Linked DNA regions of Mus musculus: region 1 is linked to region 2. A link is a loop called in an ENCODE intact Hi-C map of the cell type or tissue named here. Cell type or tissue: left cerebral cortex. All regions are shown on one strand. Each heading gives the region's core, and the rest is flanking DNA. Links, peaks and the distances in the headings are about the cores only. Region 1 holds the start of Shld1 (shieldin complex subunit 1). Region 2 holds the start of Gpcpd1 (glycerophosphocholine phosphodiesterase 1).

Region 1 (8,791 bases), core at 792-8,791, 110 kb after region 2:
GCCGCCTGGGTGACTTAGATGCTAGGTACCGAGAAGTCACTGGGAAATAAAACTCGAACTGCATTTGTAGATCTGCGTGTCTAGTTGGGAACGTCATGGTCTCTTCGATAGAAGTTTAAGTGCCAACTAATTATCTAATTGTACCTTTACAGTATCGTTGAAACAGCAATAATGTGTTTTCAGATTCATTATTACTTAACCCTTGGACTTTTGTGATGTTTTCTTTCCCCTTTCATCAGGATAATTTCCCAACTGACAGTAGTGGGTAGGTTCAAGTTCAACATGACACAGAGATAAAATGATTTCAAAGGACTTCAACCTGTTTTGAAAATAGTTATTTTAGTCTTTCAACTAAATGATTCTTCTCCCCCCTGCTGAAAGACATTTGGCTGAAGTCGATGGCTTACCTGACAGCAGAAATGTATTCATAAACTACAAATATAGAAGCTGGAGAGATGATTCAGTGGTCGAGACCATGTATTGCTTTGTTGGAGGACCTCAGTCCACTTCCCAGCTCCTGCATCAGGCAGCTCAGAACCACCTGTCACTCCACTTCCAGAGCACCTGAGGCTGGCTTCTGACCTCCTCGGGCACTACACTCAAACCCTTACTCACATACACATAATAAATTAAAAATGGCTAAAAATAAAATTGTAAGGGCTGGAGAGGTGGTTGGTTAAGAGCACTGACTGCTCTGCCAGAGGTCCTGAGTTCAATTCCCAGCAACCACATGGTGGCTCACAACCATCTGTAATGGGATCTGACGTCCTCTTCTGGTGTGTCTACAGTGTACTCATCATATATATATAAAATAAATAAAATCTTTTTAAAAAAAGAAAAAGAAAATTGTAAATCATACAAATACAAAATTGTGATATAAATCAGCTTACGTAGTCTTTATATAATCAATGGTAAAAGAACAGAGAATCAGGGCTAGAGAGGCGGTTGAGTTGTTTAGAGCACTGGCTGCTCTTGCTGAGGACCTAAATTTGATTCCCAGCACCCACATGGTGTCTTGTCTTACAACTACACAACTCTCATGATGTGGCCCAGGCTGTCCTGCAACTCACAATGCTCCTGCTTCAGTCTTCTAAATGTGGGGTTATAGGCACACACCACCACACTTAATTAACGTGCTGTGTTTTGCTGATTAAAACTTGTTTTCCCTTTTCTGTTTGGAGATGAGACGCTCCAGGCCAGACTCAAGCCACTCTCCCACTTTAGCCTTTTGAGTGTTGGGCCATGCACTGTACCCAACTTAAGATTCTGCTTTGGGGGCTGGAGAGATGGCTCAGCGGTTAAGTGCACTGACTGCTCTTCCAGAGGTCCTGAGTTCAAATCCCAGCAACCACATGGTGGCTCACAAACATCTGTAATGGGATCCAGATGCCCTCTTCTGGTGTGTCTGAAGACAGCTACAGTGTATTTACATATAATAAATAAATCTTAAAAAAAAAAAAAGATTCTGCTGGCTCAGCAGTTAAGAGCACTGACTGCTCTTCCAGAGGTCCTGAGTTCAATTCCTAGCAACCACATGGTGACTCACAACCACCTGTAGGTAGTGGGCATCTGATGCCACCTTCTGGTGTGTCTGAAAACAGTGACAGTATACATGAAATAAATAAATCAAAAAAAAAAAAAAAAAAGCCAGACGAATGCCTTTAATCTCAGTACTTGAGAGGCAGAGGCAGGTGGATTTCTAAGTTCGAGGCTAGCCTGGTCTACAGAGTGAGTTCCAGGACAGCCAAGGCTACACAGAGAAACCCTGCCTCAAACAAACAAACAAATAAACAAACAAACAGCTTCTGCTTCGATGGCTGCTTCAGCCCAGAACATGATGAAAGAGGATGGTTAGGAGCAGGCTACAGGCCAGACAAAGTTATTACGGTCTCAGACGTTTGCTCCAGGAAGCTCCATAGGAAAAACAACCTTCATCATGGAAAAAACTGACACCAAAACACAGGAGCGGTAAAGCAGACCCACACACTGTTTACCAAATGAATGAGATAACAGGCAAATGGCAAAGTCTCTGCTTCACTGATAACAGGTGGTAAAGCCAAGTTTGGGTGTCATTGTTGAGTCAGGTGTGGGTGGGGAACGAGAGATACTGAGAGCAGGGAGGGGGCGAGAGGGGGAGGGCCTCACCCATTCCTGACCACAGCAGCACACCAACCTGGCTCACTGAACTGGGATCTGGATGGAAGTATGCAAAACATACTTGTCCTTGCCCTTCAGAGAGCTACTGCATAGTGGGAAAAGAAGGAAGAGCAAAAGGATTTAAAGAGATAAGTGGAAAGCGAGGTCTCTTGGAAGGAACAGTCAACGCCTATTTGACAAGTCAGGGGAGGTTCTGGCAGGGAGAACTCTCTAAAGCTGATATCTGAATATTATAAGGACCAGAAAGTAGAAAAAACTGTTCCTAAGGAATGAAGCTGTGAGGAAGGAAAACTCAGGGCAAGAAAGAACAAGCAATGAAACCAGTGTGGAGGAGGTGGAGCTGGGGAGAGATGAGGTCTTTGTCTGACATGGTAATTTGAACTTGCTTAGCCCAGGGAATGGCACTGTTAGGTGTGGCCTTGATGGAGAGGGTGTGTCACTGTTGGGGTGGGCTTTTAGACCCTCCTCCTAGCTGCCTGGAAGCTAGTCTTCTGGCAGCCTTTAGATCAAGATGTAGAACTCTCAGCTCCTTCTCTAGCACCAAGACTGCTTGCACATGACCATGACTGAACCTCTGACATTGTAAGCCAGCCCCAATTAAATGTTGTCACATATGAGAGTTGACTTGTCTCTTCACAGCAATGGAAACCCTAACTAAGACATGTGCACACACTTTCACAGTATATAGTATTGAATGGCCAAACCTCAAGCACTATTTGCTTTTATTTTATTTATTTATTTATTTATTTATTTATTTATTTGAGACAGCGTTTTACTATCTATCTATGGCTGGCCTGGAATAGATAACTATTTATTTATTTATTTATTTATTTATTTATTTATTTATTTATTTATTTATTTGAGACAGCGTTTTACTATCTATCTATGGCTGGCCTGGAATAGATAACTAGACTAGGATGGCCTTGAGTTCACAGAGAACAGCCTATTTCAGCCACTTGAGCAGTGGATTCTAAAGACATTTATCACCACAACTGGCTCAAGCACAACGCTTAAATATTTTAAAATATTTTCTGTGTGTATGCCTGGTGCCTTTGGAGGTTAGAAAAGGACAATGGGTTCTCTGGAACTGGGTTTAGAAAAGGATGTCAGCTGTCATGTAAACACTGGAAACTGAACCCAGGTCCTCTGGAAGAGCAGCCCATGTTCCTTACTGCTAAACCATCTCTCTAGCCCCTAAAGCAGTAATTTGAAAACATTCCTCTAACTTGCAGGACTCCTAATGTGTGGGGTCTCACCCAAAGGTAGGGATCTGGAGGGGCTGTAAATATACTGGACCCCTCAAGACTATGGTGGGGGAGAAAACCGTCCAATTAAACAGAATTGTTTTAGACTAGCTTTTTACAGTAGTAGGCCCAGTGGACAGAACCAAACTGGAATGGAATCTTTTGTGCTAAGTGCCACTTAAATGAACTTGAAACAAGCTTGCTTTCTCCATAGTTCTGCTCAACACAATCTCCTTTGTTTAAACCTATAAGGATAGTACCCTAGAACTTGGGCTTTTCATTCTCTTTCCATTTCTCCCATAAGAAAATATGGGACGTCTCCCCATAAGCAGATCCATGCTGCTCTAGAACTCTCCACTAGCTCTAGGCTGAGTTTGTTCTGGTTGTGTGCTTTCTTGAGAGGGGTGGAATTTGGGACCAAATTCCAGACACCGATTCACATGCTACGCCATATCCCCAGCCCCTCGAATTTTGTCTTTCAACAGTCAACCCTTTTGTTCTTTTGTGTGGTCCTGAAATTTTAGCCCGAATAGAATCCATGTAACAATATTAAATTATTCTTAATGCTGTCTGAGAGAATTTTGCTAGCCTAAAGCTCCTGATCGTCTTGCCTCACAACGTCCTCCCAAGGCCTCGGGTTCAGACTGTACTTCCAAGGCCAGTTTTCGTCTTATGTCCTTTTTAAGAGACTTTGCATGTTAACAGTTTCCCAGTTTCTTTGGAGTCGGACAAGGACACTTAGAGCAACTAAATATCCCAGATGACCGTCCTGCTGCAGGAGTTCAGGCAAATGCCCTCAGTTAAGATGGCCGCAGCTGACTTGCCTTGACCTTTTCTCGCCTCAGCAAAGACGGGTTCAACAACTTCCTTTTAAACTCTGCTTTTCCCATAACAAAGATGGAGCCAGCGCTTCCGGTTCCGGGCTCTTGCGGTCAGCCGGTGAGTGACACGGGGCTCTGAGAACCTCTGCCGGTTTTTCTGCCGTTCTGGAGGGCGGTGGGAAGGGAGCGGGGAAGCGAGGAGGGAGGGGGAGGAGCGGATGGTTTATTCCGCCGGTTTCCCTGGCACCTGCCCCGCCCCGCCCCTCCGCTCCAAGCTCCGCCCACTGCGCTCTTTTTACCTCGCTCTGGAATTAGTAGAGATCAGGATTAGTTCCAGTCAATTATTTATTTTGGTTTTGTTAAGGCTTTTATGGTTTTGGTTTGCATATATATATAGTCTCTCTACATAGCTATGGTTGTCCTGGAATTCACTATGTCGATCAGGCTGGCCTCGAACTTACAAATAGATCCTCCTTCCTATGCTGGCATTAAAGGCGTGGGCTACCAGGGGTCTATTATAATTTTAAACAGCAGTATTAGTAACTTGATGTTTCCATAAAAATCAAAAGTGTAAACTACAGTCTGTTTTGTACGTTAGCCTAATTGTGCACTTGTGATAACCCTGGACTGTTCTCATCACGCCAAGGAAAACTATTTATTGAGGAACACAGTCCAGAACCAGAGAGCTTCGCTCCGCCCACCACTTGCCCCTACCCCAGTCCTGGGCTATGACCAGAGTGCTGTCTGTCTCTAGGGTTGTTTAATTTGCATTGTATATAAACGGAATCAAAAAAGTATGTGGCTAGATTCTTGGGGCAGGGATTTGCAAAGCTTGTTTTGGGGACTTGAGAGAATTGCATTCCATGGATGACTTAACAATGCCTATCTTTATGGAATCGTATTGCATATTCTTATTTTTATGTTGAAAAGGACCTTCCTGTCTGTTTTCTGAATTTCTCCATCAATTGCCCATCAGTGTGATTCTACTTTGGGACTTACCTTTCTCTTTCACTTCTATGTCTTTGTGTCAATATTCTTGTCTTCATTCCAGGATCTCCATCACATCTGACTTGCACTATTTGTTTTGTTTTGTAGGGATAGTTTGGGCATTAGTAACATCATATTTTATTTTTTATTTTGTTATGTTTTATTTTAGTTTATTTTTAGGACAGGGTCTCACTATGTAGCTCTGGCTGGCCAGGAACTCACTATGTAGTTCAGTGGGCTCTAAACATACAGAGCTGGGCTTATGTCTGCTAGAACTAAAGGCATGGGCCACCACCCCTGCGAATAGCACCATCTTAAGATACTGGCTTCTGGTGCACGAACAAGGAAGGTCTTCCATTTCTTTAGTGCATATTTAACATCTTGTGCATATTTAATACAGCCGTGTTTCATTTCTGTGCCCTTACAAATGGAAAAGGTTCTTAATTTTTCTTTTGAGGTTGTATCACTTGTCTAAAAATACAAGTGATTTGTGTATGTGTTTGGTCTTGTATCTTGCAAACTTGTGTAAGTTGTTTATTTAAAAATTTTTTTTTGTGGCTTCCTTGAGGTTTTCTATACAAGATCATATCTGATTTTTGTTTGATTTTTGCCCTGGGGATTGAACCCAGAGTCTGGTACATGTTAGGCAAGTACTTTACCACCAAGCTGCATCCCCTGCCCCTGTGTCCTGCAAAGGGGGATAATTTTATAGCTCTCTTTCCAACCTTTCACTGCCTTTTCTTGTCTAACTGTGCTGTCTAAAACTTCCAACACAACACTGACTGGCCATAGCAAGTGGAGACGTTCTCATTTTGCTTCTGATTGCAAGATGAAAGCATTTCGCTGGCCTCATTGAGCGTTCTTACTGTGGGTTTTCGAAACCACTCTTTTTGAGGTTGCAGAAGACTATTTCTAGCTTGTTGAGTGAGTAATCGAGAAACTATATTTGTCAAAAGTCTGCTTGAGTCTGTGGTACTCATCAGTAATGTGCTGGGACACGCAGAGGGCTTGGCAGGGGCTGAGGGCTGAGGCTGTCACTCAGTAGAATTAGTAGAGTGCTCGCCTCTCATCAACAAGGCCCTGGATTTGCTCCCCAGTCCTACATAAACCAGGCACACCTTTAAGCTCAACTCAGTGGGAGGGGAAAATAGGAGAGTCAGGAGTTCAGTGCCTCCCCCATACACAGCAAGTTCAGTGTCAGCCTGAGCTACATGAAACTCTAAAACAAAACAAACCAACAAGAATGAATAACATGATTTTAAAATAAAACAGATTTGAATTTGGTGGGGGGGGGGTGGAGGTTAGTTCCATCTAGTCCTGACATACAGTCATTTCCTTCTTTTTTTGGTGTGTTTGGGGAGGGAGGGTGGCTGTGGGAAGGTGCACAGGTTTGCTGAGTCTAACCGAGCCATACCTCCAGTCTCTGGAGCCATCTCCTGTGTGTGCACTGCTAGATGCTCTGTATGTGTGTCTGTGGTACAGGACTGTGTACTTCCTGTGATGGGACTGTGGATATTGATGGGCTGCCCTTTCCCTTTGTCTTTCTTCCTTTTTCTTTCAAAAGAGGAACTATGTGAGTTCGTTTTACAGGCCTAGCAGTGTAGTTTAGTGGTAAGGAAGGCCCTTGGCTGGTGTGCCTGAGGACCTGGGTTCAATCCCCCAGTTCCCTCTGTCTCATCGTTTTCTCCTGTGCACATTCGCTGAGTCTCAGACAGTATGTTTAGGAGAACACGTGCAGCTGCTTATTTTATGGTGCAAAGGATTCAGCTTTGCAGCACGATTTTTTGTTTCCCTTTGGCACAGTGCCCAGCATGGAATTTTGGGCATTTAAGTGATTCAAAATGCAAACCAAGACTATCACATCAGGTATTCTTTTCGTTGATGACACTCAGTTTGATGTTCTAACAAGGCTCCTTTGAAGGCAAGCAGAGTATGCTGGCTCATCTATGACCTCTACACTCCCTTCCACAGGCCTCCTGCGCAGGGTTACGTAACGGAAGCAGAAGCCAGAGGTGCCATGCAGAGGTCCCTGCTGAAGCTCCAAGCTCACTGAGCTGTTAGAGCGCCTGCAGAGAGACGGGATGTTCTGGGTTTTTTTGGAAACCTTATCTTTCCACTCCTTTTAGCAGTGATCAGCTGATACCTTGGCAGATCTTCTGCCTGCGCAAGTGTCTGCAGCGTGTGACTGGGTGTCCTCAAACTAGGACCTGGCCAGACGTCAGTGTTGATTTGTTTTCTGTACTTGCTGCCTTTGCCTGATCAAGGCTATCACACTGAGGCTGCTCACTCTGAAGGCCTTCAAGCTGAGCGCATTCACTGGGAGCAGCTTCTACGGTGTAATGATAGGATTATCTGCTCCACGCACGGGGTCATTGCAGGTGAAGCACTTGGTGCAGGGGGCGAATCCACTATACTGTTGACAAATGTGATCTAGCCTCATTACACTGCTCATCTTATTCTGAAATTGCCTCGTTCATTAAACATATGTCTTTGAGATTTTTCAAGTTCTTTTATTCTTTTTTGTGTGTTCTGTCATTTCAACAACTGTATAGTATTCCTGCCTTTAAATAATGCTTTCTTCCAAACCCATTCCTCATCTTCTTTAAGTCCATTGATGACACAGCCAGCCGTGGCATCCAAGCGATCTCTTCTAGCTGCTTCCTCCTTAACTCCTTTCTCTATGCATTCACTTGTTAAGTTCTGATCTCCTTTTGTTCTTAATCTCCCCCCTTATTCTTGATTCGTAGAGTCATTCTCCGTTACCTAGACTACTGCAGGAACGAGTGTCTGTTGCTCCTGGGATTGCCTGTAGAATCCAGTACCCCACAGATTCAAGACCCAGGAAGGGAAACACTAGTGTTTTCTTGTTTGTTGGTTGGTTAGTTTTTGTTTTTAAATTTTATTTATTTTATTTTTGGTACATGGGTGTTTGAATTTGTTTTTATGTTTGCCTTCATGTGTGTCTGTGTACCATGTTCATGCAGTGCCCTCAGAGTCCAGAAGAGTGTTAGGTTCCCTGGAACTGGAGTTACAAATGGTTTCAGTTGTAAGCCACTATGTGGGTACTGGGAATTGAACCCAGGTCCTCTGGAAATATGGCCAGTGATCTTGCCTGCTGAGCCACCTCTCCAGTCCTAACTTAATTCCGAGTTTTAAGCATGAACTTTTCCAGTGCTTCATCGAGCAAGCTACCTTGGAGGACTTCAGAGTTCACCTAGAGACTTTCTGTATGTAAGATGCTGACTGAAGCCAGGCCCTGCCTCTCCTTTCCAGAGACGACAGCAGCGTAGGAGACTCCAAGGCCATGTAACTAAGACCAAACGGCTTGCTAGTCAGTGTTCAAATTATCCTTTGTTGTTGGTAGTTTGTCTGTCTGTCTGATTTTTCAGATAGGGTCTCGGATTGTAGCCGAGGCTGACTCAAACCGGCAGCAGTCCTCTGTCTCCTGAGTGCTGGGATTACAGACCTGAGCAGCTGCACCTAGCATAAGTGATCCCTGAGTGCTGGGATTACAGACCTGAGCAGCCGCACCTAGCATAAGCGATCTTTGATGCTCATTTTAAACTCCCAGTGCCCTGTGAT
Region 2 (8,924 bases), core at 588-8,587:
TTAGGGAGTCAAGATTCTCTTGGCACATACTTTCTCTTCTGATAAGCAGCTGTGCTAAGTCACCATTATCTTTCTTAGCCAGGCCCAGGTGAGGGTGAAAGGAAAAGAGTCCACAGACAGAGAAAAGGCTTAAGTGGAGACTTCGACTTGAGTCAGAAAAGCAACAGGACCCTTTCAGCTCCACTACAGAAACTAGCTTTGTTTAGCAACAAGGTTCCGAGTCTATTTCTAATATATAATGTAACTGGCTACCCACACAAATCCTCTCAAAATTTAGTCTTCTCAGTTTTATAGGACCAGCATATTAAAATTCTTTAAATTTAGTCTCAACTACAAACTATTACAAAAAACTTGACCTGATGTTCTTATGGCCACAGCATTCTTTCTAGTTATCAATATCATTCAAAAATCACACAGCTGCTCTGGCTTCTACTCTCTTCTGACACATGAAGGAAAACATTCGTCTTCACTTTGCAGATTTTCAGAAATCCACACTTCTTAACACTGAAATCCTTTGCCTTTTTAGTCATATTTTCTAATTTTTCTTCCCTACCTTCAGACTTAGCCAAATATATTTACCACAACCTACCTTAAATAACTAAGAGATGACAGGAAATTACTTTTAAAATACATATATAGGCACAGACACATATATTTCAAGATAGTTACTAAGTCTAAACTAAGAACACATTCTTTATACTGTGATACATTTTTATATAACTACTCAAATAATTATCCAAAAAAAAAAAAAAAAAAAAAAAAAAAAAAACCCTTTGTGCAGGAATGTCCGGGCTCTAAAAGAATACCAATCACACTTTTATTCAGCATCATGCCCCCTTAATTTACCAGCTACATTTCATTTTATTTATGAATACGGATGATAGAATCTAGTGGGCAGAGGCCAATGGTATTGCTAACATCATATGGTGACTGAGGAGTCCCCCATAAATAATTGGTCTGAGGTTCAAAAACCTGATCTATAACACCTAGAGAAGGCTGGTAAGTAATGCTTAATACCTACTAACTATGGAGCCACTGTCACATGTACATCAATTAGAAGATGTAATAGTGAAATGTTATTTTATAAATGTGTAAAATGCTGAATGTTGTTTTATAAATGTACAGTATCATATTTACATATATGTAAAACAAAATTAATAATGTCATATAATGTTTCATTTGGACAAACAGTATCGTATATGGCAACTCTACCGTTTTTGGTTAAAAACTCCAAGACTGTACAAGAAAAAAAAAACGTGTTCATGAGCAAAATAATTTATTTATAAGATACCTTATTTGATTTTGTGTCTAAGAGTAAGCAAGATCTATTCATGTGTATACATCCTGTGGTTGTTCTAGAATTGTTAAAAAAAAATCTTATATAAAAGTTGTAGATTAAGCCGGGCGTGGTGGCGCATGTCTTTAATCCCAGCACTCGGGAGGCAGAGGCAGGTGGATTTCTGAGCTCGAGGCCAGCCTGGTCTACAAAGTGAGTTCCAGGACAGCCAGGGCTATACAGAGAAACCCTGTCTTGAAAAAAAAAAAAAGTTGTAGATTATCTGAATATTCAATAGTTCTTTTAGAATAGCTGACAAAACCCTGAGCATACAAGCACTTTCTAATGAGTAAAATGGTTCATTGAGATACTGCAACCTTCCATTTAACAGACCCAAATCTAACCAAAAAAGCTTTAAAGTTACTGAATGAATTTAAATGTTGTTTTGTTTCTTGAGACAGGGTTTCTCTTTGTAGCCCTGGCTGAATCTATAGACCAAGCTAGTCTCAAACTCAGAGATCTGCTTGCGTTAGCCTCTGAGATTAGAGGTGCCCACCACTACTATCCAGCACACTGAAATAATTTTAAGAGACAGACTAAACCCATAACTCAGCAACTGACTGAATAACCAACTTCAATTTCTCTTTGTGTTTTAAGAGAGAAAAGGGGAAAGGGAGGGAGGACCAAGGTACACACATGACGGTCAGAGGCAACTTGCAGGAGTTGGTTCTCTCCTCCCATGAACGGTCCTGGGGATCACACAGGCTCTCAGCAGTGAGGCCCTCAGGCCTCTCAGCAAGCTTCCTTTTCTGGTGAGTCTAACCAGCCTATAAATCTTACACTGTAATCTGAACTTTCACCCAGTGTTTACAATTCTAAACTAAGGTCAAGCTCATCTACAAGACTTCAGAATTGGTATTCAGCTAACTACTCGTTGGCTATAACCAATTCAATCAAATGTAAGTGATGTCACATGTAATTATTTCCATGTACTCACACTAACAGTGAGTACAAATTTAGCTCTAAACATCTACTTCATTAGACAACCAGGAACAGTCTGGATATTTAATAAAAGAGAAAACAGCCAAGTTTTCTATCTCTACAGTTGCGAGATCGCGCTGACAACTCAGCAGTAACAGCTGCAGCTGGTGCACTACACAGAGACAAACACATGGAAACACAGAACAGTCCAGGAGACAAGTGCCATCGTCCACTTGAATTGTCAAAAGTCAGCAATCTAGTTCAATTCTCACCCCTCAAAAACTGTAGCACCATACCAAGCAAACCTGGGAAGGCGCTGTGCTGGCAGCTCACTTGACCATGGACAGAGGCCAAAATTTTGGTGCAGGACAGCTTCAGCACCCAACCGCCTCCAAAACAGCAGTAACAGTGTTTTAGAAAGTACCTGTTCTACTGAGGATCTCAAAGTTTACATCTACCTTTATTCTTCTGCTAAACAAACAAAAATATCCCAACTTGGATGAAGGAGGTCTTTCAGATACACATAAAAGGTAAGAGTAAAAACTGCTAGTAACTGCACACCCGGCTGAGACAGATAACCAGCTCACCTACCGCCTCACTACGGAGTTTGTTGTTTTGGCTTTGGTAATTCCTTTCCCAATGCAATTCCCAATTTGTACTACCTAAAGATATATACTACACAGCACGTTTAGGTAAATTTGAGCTGTTAATTTAATTTGCTTACTTATTTTTGAGGCTGGATCTCACTTCAACGCCCTGGCTGTTTTTTTGGTTTTTTTTGTTTTTTGTTTTTTTGTTTAAAAAAAAAGTGTGCATTGCAGCCTGTGTCTGGCCCATTTGAAGTTTGTTAAAAGACTCAAGGAGTTTTTAAATGTCACCCACCATAACTTACTGACATCAAAACTTTTCACAGTTCCTCCTGACAAAAAAGTTTATTCTTTTTTGCTGAATGTTTTCAACTGTGGACCTAGCTAGTTTCAGACCTAGCTGGTTTATCAGCTTGAGAAACATACTGGAAATTTAAGCTAACCCCAAAGGGACAGAAACATTTAGCTTACAGCTGAACTGAAAGTGGGTATTTTTAGCTAAAGCACATATTTCTGGCCAAAAAAGAACATCTGTGTTTTCCTTTAAAACTTTTCAAAGAAAAAAAAAGCTGTTTCTAATTCTCCTCGATTCTAGCAGATTCTCAGAATATCCTATAATTAAGAAGCAGGTTAAGTGACCACACTGATGTCTGCCCGTGTTAGTGGGGGGATCACTATGGCCCCATTTCTCAGACCTCCATATACTTTCAGCTAATATTTTAATCAAACATATGCAGACAAGAATGGGTTTTTCATTAAGCAAAGGCATTAGCCTTTGGACAGTCCTTAAGCCAAATTAACATCTCATCATCTTTAGACATGCAGTGGGATTTTTTACAAATGCTTTTCATTTCGTGTTGATATCATTTTCATATGCATTTATTACACGTTTTTATTATATACAAATAGTTGACTCACCCACCAACTTTTTATACACACCAAATATTATTCAGTTTTCTTGTGTTTACCAGTTCTCCGGGTGCAAATTTCCTGTATCTCTCTTTACAGATTTAAATTTTGTTTAGAACACTGATTTCCCCTAGTATGTAAGCCACTGCATGGGGTTTACCAGTTTTATTTTGTGCTGTGTGTTTCTAGAACACTGAGCAATTTGGGAGAGAGGGGAGGCTGACAGCTTGTATTTATTCTTTTCCTTATTGTGTTAGAAATGTAGCAGGCAGCAGCTTGAAGGGCAGAGTTAAGTGGGCAGGAGACCCAGAGTGGCAGGGGACAGGAGTATAAGAGGGGACTCTAGACCCGACCATGCTTGCTGCTTGCAGAGTCAGAGAATCGCTAGAAACCGGCAAACTCCAGGCTTCCAAGCCCTCGGGCTTCTGGCCGGACCCGGCAGATGAAGCAGCACGGGGCAGCCACTGCCTCCAAGCCGGCGACGCCAAGGGGACCGCAGCCCTAAAACGTCACCGAGGGCACGGACGAGGAGCTACACAAAGCCCTGGGTTCCCCCCGCCCGGCTGTACTGTCACCCGGAGTTTCTTTCGCGGGCACTAATTTCTAGGCACTTTGGGGAAAGAAGCAGCTGTCAAAACCGCGCGAGTCACCAGTGCGGGCGCGAGGTGACTGAGGGGGCGCGGAGGAAGGGAGGCACCGAGGGCTTGGGCTCCAGCTCCGCCGTTTTCTTTGTTCCCCTATTCTCCGCCCGGGATTTCCGTGGCTGTCCTGGGTCACGCCGCTCAGTGGGACCGCAGCCGCGCGTGGCAGCCGGGGTTCCAGCCGCACCGCGGCTCCGGAACACCAGGCCGCCCGCCCGCCCGCCCCTCCGCGTGAGCGCCCGCCCGCACCGCCGGCCCCCCTCACCTGCCGCTCCGGGCCGCGCCGAGAGCCTGGGCCGCGGCCGACGGAGCCGAGCGTCAGCGCCTCGCCAGCGCTCCCTTAGGTGGCCCGAGGAAGCAAGGAGCCCAGTTACAGCCGCCTCTCAAACCGGTTTCAGCTGCCCTAGACTAAACTGCCAGCCCACCCCGCGGGGCGGGGTCGAAGGGCGGCGGGGCGGGGCCTGACGTCACGCCCGGTCCGGTCCTGGCCAATCGGCGGCCGCGCGCCGGGGGGCGGGCTGCGTGTTCCTGGAAGGGCTGCCCAGAGACCTGAGGTGGCCCGACAGCCTTAGCCCATCTGGCTGGGGTCAGCTGAGGTACTGAAGGTCAAGGTGGTGCGCCTGTAATCCCAGTGTTGGGGAGGTTGAGCCAGGCAAGTAGACTCGAGTTCGAGGCCAGCCAAGGCTATAAAGTGAGATCCTGTCTCAAAAAAGAGAGCTGAGGGAGCCTGATGTTTTCTGGAAACTGCATTCCTTAGGAAACAATCACAGACTAAATCCTTAAAGCTAAAACAAGGAGCTCAGAACAGCTCAGTGGATAAAGGCATTGACCACATTTGAAGATCTGAGTTCACCCACTGGAATCTACATGGTGAGAGAGACCAGACTCCTGTTGACTTCTAGAAGCCTGCTGTCACAAACCCCAAATAAATAAAATAAGTCAATAAATAAATAAAACCAAACTAGAGTTGTTCTTTGCTTTCTAAAACTACCCTTCCTCTTCTTCCTCCTCCTCCCCTCTCTCCTCTTCCTCTTCCTCCTCTTCTATCTCTGTGTGTGCCTCCAACCCTAAATCAGCCCAAGATCAACCACTAGGTAACTTCTAACACAACATTATGTAATCGGGTTTCACTTCAATTGAGATAGTGAGCATCAAGCAGAATCACCTTTTCGTATTGAAGGTCCACTGCTCTACATCTGCTAATTGCTCGCTGTGACTTCATTTCTCTGCTGTTAGTCATACTTAAGTGGTGTTTTTCAAGAGTCTACTTCCTTTGAATGTTTTTAGTATATCTCATCATTTAGTCAAACTACCATTTGTGCAATATTTATGGTTCGGGATGGTAGATCTAACTCATGCCCCTCCCTAAATCCTCTTAAAATATCAAAAGATCTGCACCTGATACAGATCTGTAATCCTAGAATCTCAGAGGTTAAATCAAGGTTGATATGAGTTGGAGGCTTGCCTGCCTGCGTAATGGGTACTAGACCAGCAACAGCTTACATTACAAGACATTGTCTCAAAACAACAATAAAAGTATGGTTGACCCAACGTATCCTTGAGTTCCACATTGGCAGATTCAAGCAATCACAGGCGAGAAATGGGGGGAAAAATGTATTCGTATTAACATATAAACGAGGGGGAGAGGGATTTAAAAATAAAGGCATATGCTGGGTGGGAAAGATAGCTCAGTAGTTAAGAGTGCTTATTCTTGCAGAAGACCTGGAATTGGTTCCCAGCACCCACATGGCAGCTCACAACTTTCCATAATTTCAGTGTAGGGACTTCAATGTCCTGTTCTGTCCCCGAAGGGCACCAGTCCCATATGTGGTGCATACATACATACACATACATACATACCACACATACATACAAAATAAACTTAAAATAACCCCTAAAGTAAGGGGTATGCATTGCTTATATGAAGATAGTATATTAATCATATAAGAAACCTGAACATTTTGGAATCCTAGTTGAGCTCTGTAACCAACCCCCTACAGATTCTGGGAGATAACTTGAATCCACACTTGAAGGATGGCCTATGGCCAGAAACAGAGGTTTCTACAAGATAACTAGCTAGTAACAAGAGATGATTTACAAAGAAACCTGAATCCATGAAAGTCGAAAAGGGAAGTGTTTACTGTGCATGCCTAGAAACTCTGAGAGCAACCCCTCTATCAGTCGTGGGACTGGTTCTGCCACCACAGCTCCTAAAGGAGGGCTGGGCAAGCCGTGTGTCCCCTCCTCTGGCTCCTGCTCTGTACATGGGATGTTATGGGATGTTATGGTTCCTCGAACATATCGTTAATGAGGTTAATCTGAGAACTAACTTTATTATTACCAGAAGGGCACTGAGTATTTTAAACTTCACAGAAACCCTTAGCATGTGCCATCTCACTGGATTCTGAGACGTATTCTTGGTTGTCTGGGATAAGCACACGATCTCATTTTCTAAGTTTTTAAATGTGTTCATGGGAAAGGTTCCCAGTCTAAGAGCTCAGCCTAGATGTGTGTTCTGCCCGTTACTGCCTGTGACATTATGAATATAAATCTTCAGCAAATGACTCGTTACTACTAATGGACTTTGACAGAGAATTCCAGGGAGCCCACTTACTTTCTGAATTTTAAATTTCCAAGAGGTAAAGTTAGGCTGTTTGATGCTAAAACTGCTCCAGTTCCGGTTTACTGAAATTAGTTTTATTTGATTCAATTTCTCATATGCATTTTAACACAATTACTTAGCAGATGGTGCTTTTTAGGAAACAGCCCACTGGTTATCGCTCCCACCATTGCATATTGCTTTGTGGCCACGATGTTGCTGGATTTAATATTACAAGTCTGAACTTTTGTTACAAATAATGTTTCTTTGGAGGAGGGCGTGTAGCTTTTTTTTTTTTTCTCCCTTGGTAGTTGTAGCTATTATCAGCTTTGTTTCCTGCACATTTTTTCCTTAGAAGTACTATGGCTTAGATGAAAGGCCGATACGTGTCTTGTGTCCCACATTCTACTCTAGCTTCACCATCAGCATCTTTACCATTCTCGGTGATATCAGTTGTGTGGTTTGTATACCTTGTGGTAGCCCAAAGAGTCCTAAATCATAGCCTGGACTCTGTCGTGCACCATGTAGGTCACAGCCTCCTGAACTTCCACTTATGACCTCTCTCTACTTGAAAGCTTTACAAGGCCTTGAGTATATCGCTCTAGAAAAAAAAACGTGAGCACGTTCTGCCAACGTGTAGGGAGGTGAGGCGTCCTGCCGCATACTCCCACTAACCACAGAGCCACCCGCCCATGACTTTCCTCTAGGAAGGTCTGTATCCCCTTAAACTGTGAGCCACAATAAGTCCCTCCCTCCTAAATAAAATAAGATAGATATACAAATCAAATATTTATCAAAGTAACCCTTTGGTATTCATATAGTTTTACTATTTATTCAAGACAAATGAAAATTTATTTTTACACAGATTTAATCTCGAGCTGAGTATACTTTAATGCTTTTAATCCCAGCATCCCAGAGGCAGGAGGATCTTTGTACATTTGAAGCCAGCCTGGCCTACATAGAAAATTCCAGGATAGTCAGGACTATATTTAAAAAAAACAAACTCAAAGAATTCAATCTTGGCCAGGCCTGATAGCACAATCCTAGCTACTTGGGAGGTTGAGGCAGGAGGATGACTGGTTTAAGGCCTGCCAGGGCTGTAAAATAAGTTCAGGACCAGCTTGAGCAAGTCCTTGTCTCTAAAGACTTCAGGAGACCCAGCTTAGTGGTGGAGTGCTTTCCTGACACATGCAAAAGCTTTAGGTTCAACTCCCAGTACCACAAATAAATAGCTAAAGGGAGGCTTGGCTGATTCTGAAACCATGGGATATAGAGTACCTTAACATTTCTCAGAGTTTATTGATATTTTAATTTTATAATTGCCAATCTGAGAATATTTTTCTTTGCATGTATATATGTGTGCTGTGTGTGATATGTGGGGGGGAGGGGGAGAGCGTATCATAGCACATGTGTTATGTCTCTCTGCTACTAAACTGTGTACTCCAGGCTAGCTGACCATAAACTTCTCTGCTATTTTCCTTTTGCCTCCTGCCTCTCCTAAGGAGTACTAGGAATACAGATGCTGACTACCCATCTGGTTTTAACAAAACAAAGATAAAACATCAATATCTCATCAAGGTTGCCAGGCTTGTGCAAGTCCATGGACCTACCAGCCCCAGTCCCAATATGATTAGATTGGTGGGACACTCCTGTAAGCCCAGGTCATGGCCAAAGATCAGAAATTCAAGGCCATTACTGGCTACAAAGGTGTTATAGGAGATCTTGTCTCAGAAAAAAAAAAGTGTTAACAGTTCAGCAACAGTGTTTGCTTCACATGCACAAGACCCTGGCTTCAACTCCCAGATCTTTTGGGGGAAACAGTTCTTAAATGATTCAACGGTTGACTAGCTATCTTTTTTTTTAATGGAAAATACTGATAACTTCCCACAAAATGAGCTACTGTTTTCAGGATATATCCTGCCTGTGAACAA

What was found. Hi-C counts contacts between places; a loop is a spot of excess contacts. Peaks named below come from ENCODE experiments on the same cell type or tissue, not always from the same donor. Only the 100,000 strongest peaks of a DNase experiment are listed, where the experiment ranks them.
Region 1: it touches region 2 in a loop (5-fold over the local background); 19 of 42 quality-filtered maps call a loop at or near these places.

The regions. Positions count from the first base shown.
Region 1 is chr2:132,682,642-132,691,432 of GRCm38, forward strand. Shld1 (shieldin complex subunit 1) reads left to right here and starts at 4,290. Exons shown (of 3, transcript NM_001358260.1): 1 at 4,290-4,340. In left cerebral cortex, for the core only: CTCF peaks have their summits at 1,551 (motif pointing left) and 4,335; DNase peaks (open chromatin) are centred at 4,286, 4,981, 6,165, 6,568 and 2 more places; H3K4me3 peaks cover 1,248 bases; H3K27ac peaks cover 4,901 bases.
Region 2 is chr2:132,573,409-132,582,332 of GRCm38, forward strand. It overlaps Gpcpd1 (glycerophosphocholine phosphodiesterase 1), which reads right to left and starts at 4,840. Exons shown (of 20, transcript NM_028802.3): 1 at 4,660-4,840. In left cerebral cortex, for the core only: CTCF peaks have their summits at 2,576 and 4,737; DNase peaks (open chromatin) are centred at 2,599, 3,466, 4,357, 4,845 and 1 more place; H3K4me3 peaks cover 4,603 bases; H3K27ac peaks cover 4,144 bases.